2 separate regions of the Homo sapiens genome follow, and region 1 is linked to region 2. A link is a loop called in an ENCODE intact Hi-C map of the cell type or tissue named here. Cell type or tissue: pancreas. All regions are shown on one strand. Links, peaks and the distances in the headings refer to the core of each region. The heading gives the core; the rest is flanking DNA.

Region 1 (2,902 bases), core at 86-2,585, 480 kb before region 2:
AGAAAATGTTTGCTAACCCTTTTTGTAAAAGACCAAGCTAGAAATAGTGAGTGTCAATTAAAACAAATACATACATGTCTAAGTCAGGGGAGATTTTGGTCTGATGTAAAGAAGAACTTCCTTTTGGAGGAGGGCAATAAATACATGAAGAGGCTGGGGAGGCATTGACTGTGGAGAACTCTGTAGTGGGGGTGAATGAATATTTGCACAAGTGGTACAACATTTATAGGGGGCTGTAATTGATCAAGAACTTCCTATAGTAAGTGCTCAGGGGAAGGCAGGAAGGAGGCACACGCCCAGAGAGGGTGAGATGCCTAGGGTCACACAGCTAGTACCTGGTAGAGCTTGTGCTCAAACCCACATCAGTTTCACCCAAAACTTTCATTATACATGGTCCTGACTGGGCATGGTGGCTCACACCTGTAATCCCAGCACTTTGGGAGGCTGAGGTGGGCAGATCACAAGGTCAGGAGTTCGAGACCAGTCTGGCTAACACAGTGAAACCCCATCTCTACTAAAAATACAAAAAATTAGCTGGGTGTGGTGGTGTGCGCCTGTAATCCCAGCTACTTGGGAGGCTGAGGCAGGAGAATTGCGTGAATCTGGGAGGCAGAGGTTACAGTGAGCTGAGATTGTGCCATTGCATTCCAGCCCGGGTGACAGTGCGAGACTCCGTCTCAAAAACCCAACCCAAAACGTTATGCATGGTCCATTGTGCTGACTTTTGGGGTCTGTTCTGCATCAGACTGAGTTCTTTGGGGAGTGGGGACCACATCTCGTTGTCTTTGGAGTGCTGTACACAGATGCTGTCTGGATAGTACTCTCTGAAGGTCACTCCTATATAGGAGTCTGTGGCTTTCTTTGGGTGAGTGTGACCACCATCCTGATGGGATTCAGAAATGTGGGGTTGCCCTACACTCCGAATTTCCCCCACTGACTTCACTCTTCAAACAGGAAACCTTAAATGGTCCTCCTTTCCCCACACAGAGAACCTGTTGCTTTGAGTTGGGAGGGTGGGAGACGGTACTTCCCTACCCCCAACATCAGCCCTGTCCTTGGGAACAGAGCTCAGTTTAGCTTCATCATCTGATCATTTTCTTTCTTTAGCGCCTTTGTTTCTTTCCTTCTCTATCTGGTACTTTGTGGAGGAGAAATGAGGCAGACCAGCTTTGTAACCGGATACCAGGATGCTCTCAGTGGCTCGGGCTGACAGATTTTTCAAGCTCCACTTGTAAAGACCTTGTGCCATCATGATCACGTAGGGTGGAGGAACTGAGCGTCAGGGCTGCATTGTTGCTTTCAATCCTAGGCTCCTTGCTTGAAAAAGTTAGGGGCACGTAGCTGCTTGGCCGTAGACACTGGGATGCCTTTTCCTCCCAGTGTTTTCTTGGACACCATACGACCAGGGCCACCTCTTGATGGCGCAGTGTCATGTTTGGCCACCAGGAGGCGCTGCCCGATAAGCTTCCTTTAGCGGAGACGTCAAAATTGTCTTGAAATCGGTGCACAAGATGCATAGTAATGTAGAAACTGGCAGGAACCTCGGTCTGATCATCTCAACTTTTAAGTAAGGAAAAACTGAGTCTGAGAGAGGAGGAGGGCTTGACCCAGCTACAGCAGGGACTAATGCTGGCTTAATTCTGTTTCACAGACCGAGCTTTCTCGGCAGGCAGGCTGGAAGCCAGGGGAGACCCTGGGTTTCTTTCCCGGCTGGCCCCTAGTGAACGGCAGAGGCATCTATCAGAGCAGCCTACTCCGACGGGGCCTTGCTGCCACTCACCTTCCTTCCGCATTCATGTCATGATGCTCTTGCGTTGGTCTCCCTGCCACACTGCAAGACCAATTAAGAGGAGAAAATGAACTGTAAAGAAGGAACATTGAAATGCAGCCTCCAAATAATAACTAGTGGAGATGCAAAGGGAGCTCCGAAGCGACAGAAAAAACTCTAGGCAGTGGCTTCATTCCCTTGGGAGACATCTGGAAAGAGCTTGGGGCCCGGCCTGGGGCACCCCCAGCTGCATGGGAGCCCTCCCGAGAGGCTGTCTAAAGAATGGCTACGATGAGAAGTGGCTGGACTTGCTTCAGTTGAAATCAGTGTTCTGGTGCTTGCCACATTCCCTGCAGTGGGGTGCACTGATAAAAAAGACACGGGCCACAGTTGGCAAGGGGCTGGGCCTCCCGGCTGCGTCATTCAGCTGCCCTGGTTGGTTTGTGGCACAGTCAGGAAGGCATATGAGTCCTGAGCCTGGGATGTGAGTCCTGCCTGGGCCACGGGTCCAGCCTCTTCCCTATCGGAACCTCTGTCTTTGAAACAGGCATCATGATAGCGAGTCTTTTAGTGTTGTGATGTTTAAGGGAGGTGATGTGTGCTTTTGCCTCTGTCTGGGACAACCTCTCCATCTGAGCGGGACTTTGCTGTGCTCCTTTTGGCTGGGGTGAATTGGGAATCATACAACCCAAAGAGAATGGTGAAGTGAAAGGTTTCTCTCCATTTCCTAATAAGTACGGTGTTGGCATTGCCTGTTCTGCCTCCAGTATCTTTCTGGAAGGTAGATTCCACAGGAACTGAATGGTCTCGGGGCCCCAGAGCTGTTGAAGTCCACTCCATGATGGGTACCGACAGTTGAGGGTGTTGCCTGTGACTTCCATCAGGCCCTAAACTTGACGATGCTACTGCCCTGTGGATGGAAGACAGTGTTCTGACCCCTTTTAGTACTTTGGAGCAGAAAAAAGTTAGCACCCAATCGCAATCTTCTTTTAACATATTTGGGAGGTTGGGAAAAGTTTCCCAATAGTCTTTTATGGAAATATTTTTACTCCCCAAGAGTGGGCAAGTTTCTAGACTAAAGGGATTTTCTGTAGGGGGTTGTCAGTTTACGGAGGGTACTTCCTAACTGCAGAC
Region 2 (2,902 bases), core at 215-2,714:
TGTATGTGTGTGTGTGTGTGTGTGTGTGTGTTTCCTGATAGAAAAAAAAAAATGGAAATTAGGTTATATAAAAGATGTATGCTTTGGAGCCCAGAGCGGCTCTTTTAATGAGGGTTGCGACGTCTCCCTCCCCACACCCATAAACCAGTCGGGTTGGACGTCACTGCTAATTCGTTTCAGTGATGATAGGATAAAGGAGGGACATTAAGAAATAAATTCCCCCTCACGACCCTCGCTGAGCTCACGGCTCAGTCCCTACATATTTATGCCGCGTTTCCAGCCGCTGGGTGAGGAGCTACTTAGCGCCGCGGCTCCTCCGAGGGGCGGCCGGGCAGCGAGCAGCGGCCGAGCGGACGGGGTGAGCCAGGGGCGCGCGCGGGGCGCCCAGCACTGCGCCGGGGAAGCCCGCAGCCTCCGTCCCGAACTTGGGTTCGCTGAGGCTGAGGGAGGGGACGCAAGGGGAGGGAAGAAGAGAAGGGAGGAGTGGGGGCTAGGGGAGAGGGGGTGGGGAGGGATCTTGGAGGCACAAAGCGGAGGGGAAGGGGAGGGACGCGCGCGGCTCCTACCAGGAGGCGAGTGGGTGCAACCGGCGCCCTCCAGCCGCGCGGGGCGGCGGACTCGGAGGATTCAGAACCCGGAGCGCGGCGGCCGCGGGCGCCCGGGAGGAAGAGGAGGAGTACGAGGCGGGCGGGCGGGTGCGCAGCGCGAAGAGGCAGCCTCGGCGCTGCCCGGCTCGGCGTCAGGTGAGTTCCTGATCCAGGCGTCCCGCGCCCCTTCTCCGTCCCCAGGGCTCCCCGCTCCCGCCCGAGCCCCTGGTGTGCGCGGAAGGCTCGGGCTTTGCTGCGCGTCCCAACTTGGTTCGGGCGGCCTCATTTTCCTCCTAGCGGGCGGCCTCAGGCCGGGGGCTCCGGTCCGGGGGTCTACGCGCCCAGGCTCCAACTTTGCAAGACCCTAGTCGTTCCTCAGCCGCGCGCTTGGCTCCGAGCTGTGCGCTGGCGGTAATGGCGGAGCCCTTGGCACAGCTCGCTACCCTCCCGCGGGCAGCCCGGGCTGGGGGATGCCAGTCCCTGGGGACCGTTGTACCTGCCCAAGCTCAACTTTACGCCTTCCTCGGTGCCCGACTCTGCGGCCGAATCGCAACTGCGAGCCGCAGGTAATGGCGGAGTCTTTGGCACTGCCAGCTGTCCGCGGCTGGGGGCCCGAGGCTGGGAGGGCTCCGCTCCCGGAACATCGCTCCGGCCTGGCCTCCAACTTTGCGAGGAGCCTCCTTGCGCTCTCCTCCCGCGGTCATGGCGGGGCCGCCCGCACCTCTCACTTCTTCCGTCTGGGCGAGATTGGGGTGTAAGAGCGCCGTCTCCAAAACCTGGGAAAGTTGTGCTTCTCCCGCAAAGGAGGCTCTAGGGAGGCCGAGGGGCGCGTTCCGCCACGGTTCGGGGCTGGGCAGTGGAAGGAGCGCTCGATGAGGTTGCTTCCAGGTGGCCAGGGTTCGGAGCAGGGTCCCCGGGGGATCCAACTTCCAGGGCCACTCAGGGGCCTTGCGTCCGAGGTCCCGGAAGGGGCTCTCTCGGGACTGCGCCCCAGAGGACGCCAGACGCTCGCCCCCACCCCCAGGGCACTGTGACCAGAGAGCTCATGGCTCTCCAAGCTCCGCATCAGGCTGTCTGGGGTAGACATCTAGAGAGGAGAGGCTCTCACGGAGAAGGCAGCCGAGGAGGGCAGGAACCTTTCCAGTGACTCCCCTGGGTTCTGGTCCTAGATCGACCCTTTACTTGTTGCGTGACCTTCGGTAAGTCTCTTCATCTTTCCCAGCCTCAGTTTCTCATCTGTAAAATGGAGAAACTACCTTTTTCGTGGGGCTGTCATGAGGACCTTAAAAAATCATAAATGTGAATATGAAGTCAGGGTAAGCGTTCATAACGCAGGAAGTGTTGCTGATATATATATATATATATATATATATATATATATATATATATATATATATATATATATAAAACCATTATTGTAATGCTCTGGGACCGGATCTGGGAGACTCGCACGCAGGTCTAGGGTTTCCCCACCAGTAGGAACCGGGGGGTCTACCCCACAGGGTACTACAGGCTGCGGAAGATTGCTCTCGCCTCCATCTCTACCCCAGTAATCCTGGGAAAGACGCATGGGATTCTTCCCTCTACTCCCATAGCCCAGCTCAAACCCTGCGCTCAGGCCTAAGAAAAGCGCGCACGCAGCCACCACGGAGGGAGGGTCCCCAGGGACGCCGCTAGGCAAGGGTGCGGTGCAGGCGAGCGCGCCCATAGGCGCCTCATCTCACCTCTGGCGGCCCACGACATTGGGAGACAGCAGAAAGGAGACCCCAGACCTCTCCTCCCGAGAGGAATGAGGGAAAATTGCTGCCTTTCTTTAGTGCTTCTCTAATTGGGGTCGGGGCAAACGCAAGAAATTCGTAAACACCAGGGAACACTGACGCAGCTCTCTGGAGCATAGATTTTTTCCCCCGTTATTTTTTCAGAACTGAAGATAAAATAGGAAAAGGGCTCTTGTGGCAGCTCCCCAAGTGCGCAGGGGTCGCGTCCATTCTCCGCCCTCAAGGCATCTCAGCGGATGGTTTGAGAAGCCTCGGCAGGTCCCTGAAGGAGGGGGTGTCCGCCCCACCAGCACCGCCACGGCGGGCCCCGGCCCCTTTCCACTAGTCTGGATTTCAGAAGCGCCCTGAGGGGCGCACGGCTCTGCCACTGACAGCTCCAAGGCACTGTCACACGTATTATTCACCTGGAGCCTCTTAACTTTCAGGTTGCCAGTGCAGCCATCTGAATTCCATTTTGCAGCTGCGGAAATTGAGGTGGGGCAAACCAAACTACCTAGCCATAGTCACCTAGCTGGTAAGTGGCACTACCCGAGACCT

What was found. Peaks named below come from ENCODE experiments on the same cell type or tissue, not always from the same donor. Only the 100,000 strongest peaks of a DNase experiment are listed, where the experiment ranks them.
Region 1: a loop joins it to region 2, with 4 times the contacts of the local background. A loop is called at or near these places in 93 of 110 quality-filtered maps.

The regions. Positions count from the first base shown.
Region 1 is chr12:117,835,963-117,838,864 of GRCh38, reverse strand. All of the region lies in intron 3 of KSR2 (kinase suppressor of ras 2), which reads left to right. All of the region lies in intron 2 of LOC105370011 (a long non-coding RNA gene), which reads right to left. Among named protein-coding and RNA genes, the nearest start is that of KSR2, 130 kb to the left of the region's middle. RefSeq lists an enhancer at 2,101-2,646. In pancreas, for the core only: a CTCF peak has its summit at 1,438 (motif pointing right); a DNase peak (open chromatin) is centred at 1,434.
Region 2 is chr12:117,358,968-117,361,869 of GRCh38, reverse strand. It overlaps NOS1 (nitric oxide synthase 1), which reads left to right and starts at 244. Exons shown (of 29, transcript NM_000620.5): 1 at 244-358. RefSeq lists promoters at 1-119, 286-358, 583-743, 1-743. In pancreas, for the core only: no CTCF peak of the experiment used is centred there; DNase peaks (open chromatin) are centred at 989, 1,159 and 1,229; H3K4me3 peaks cover 501 bases.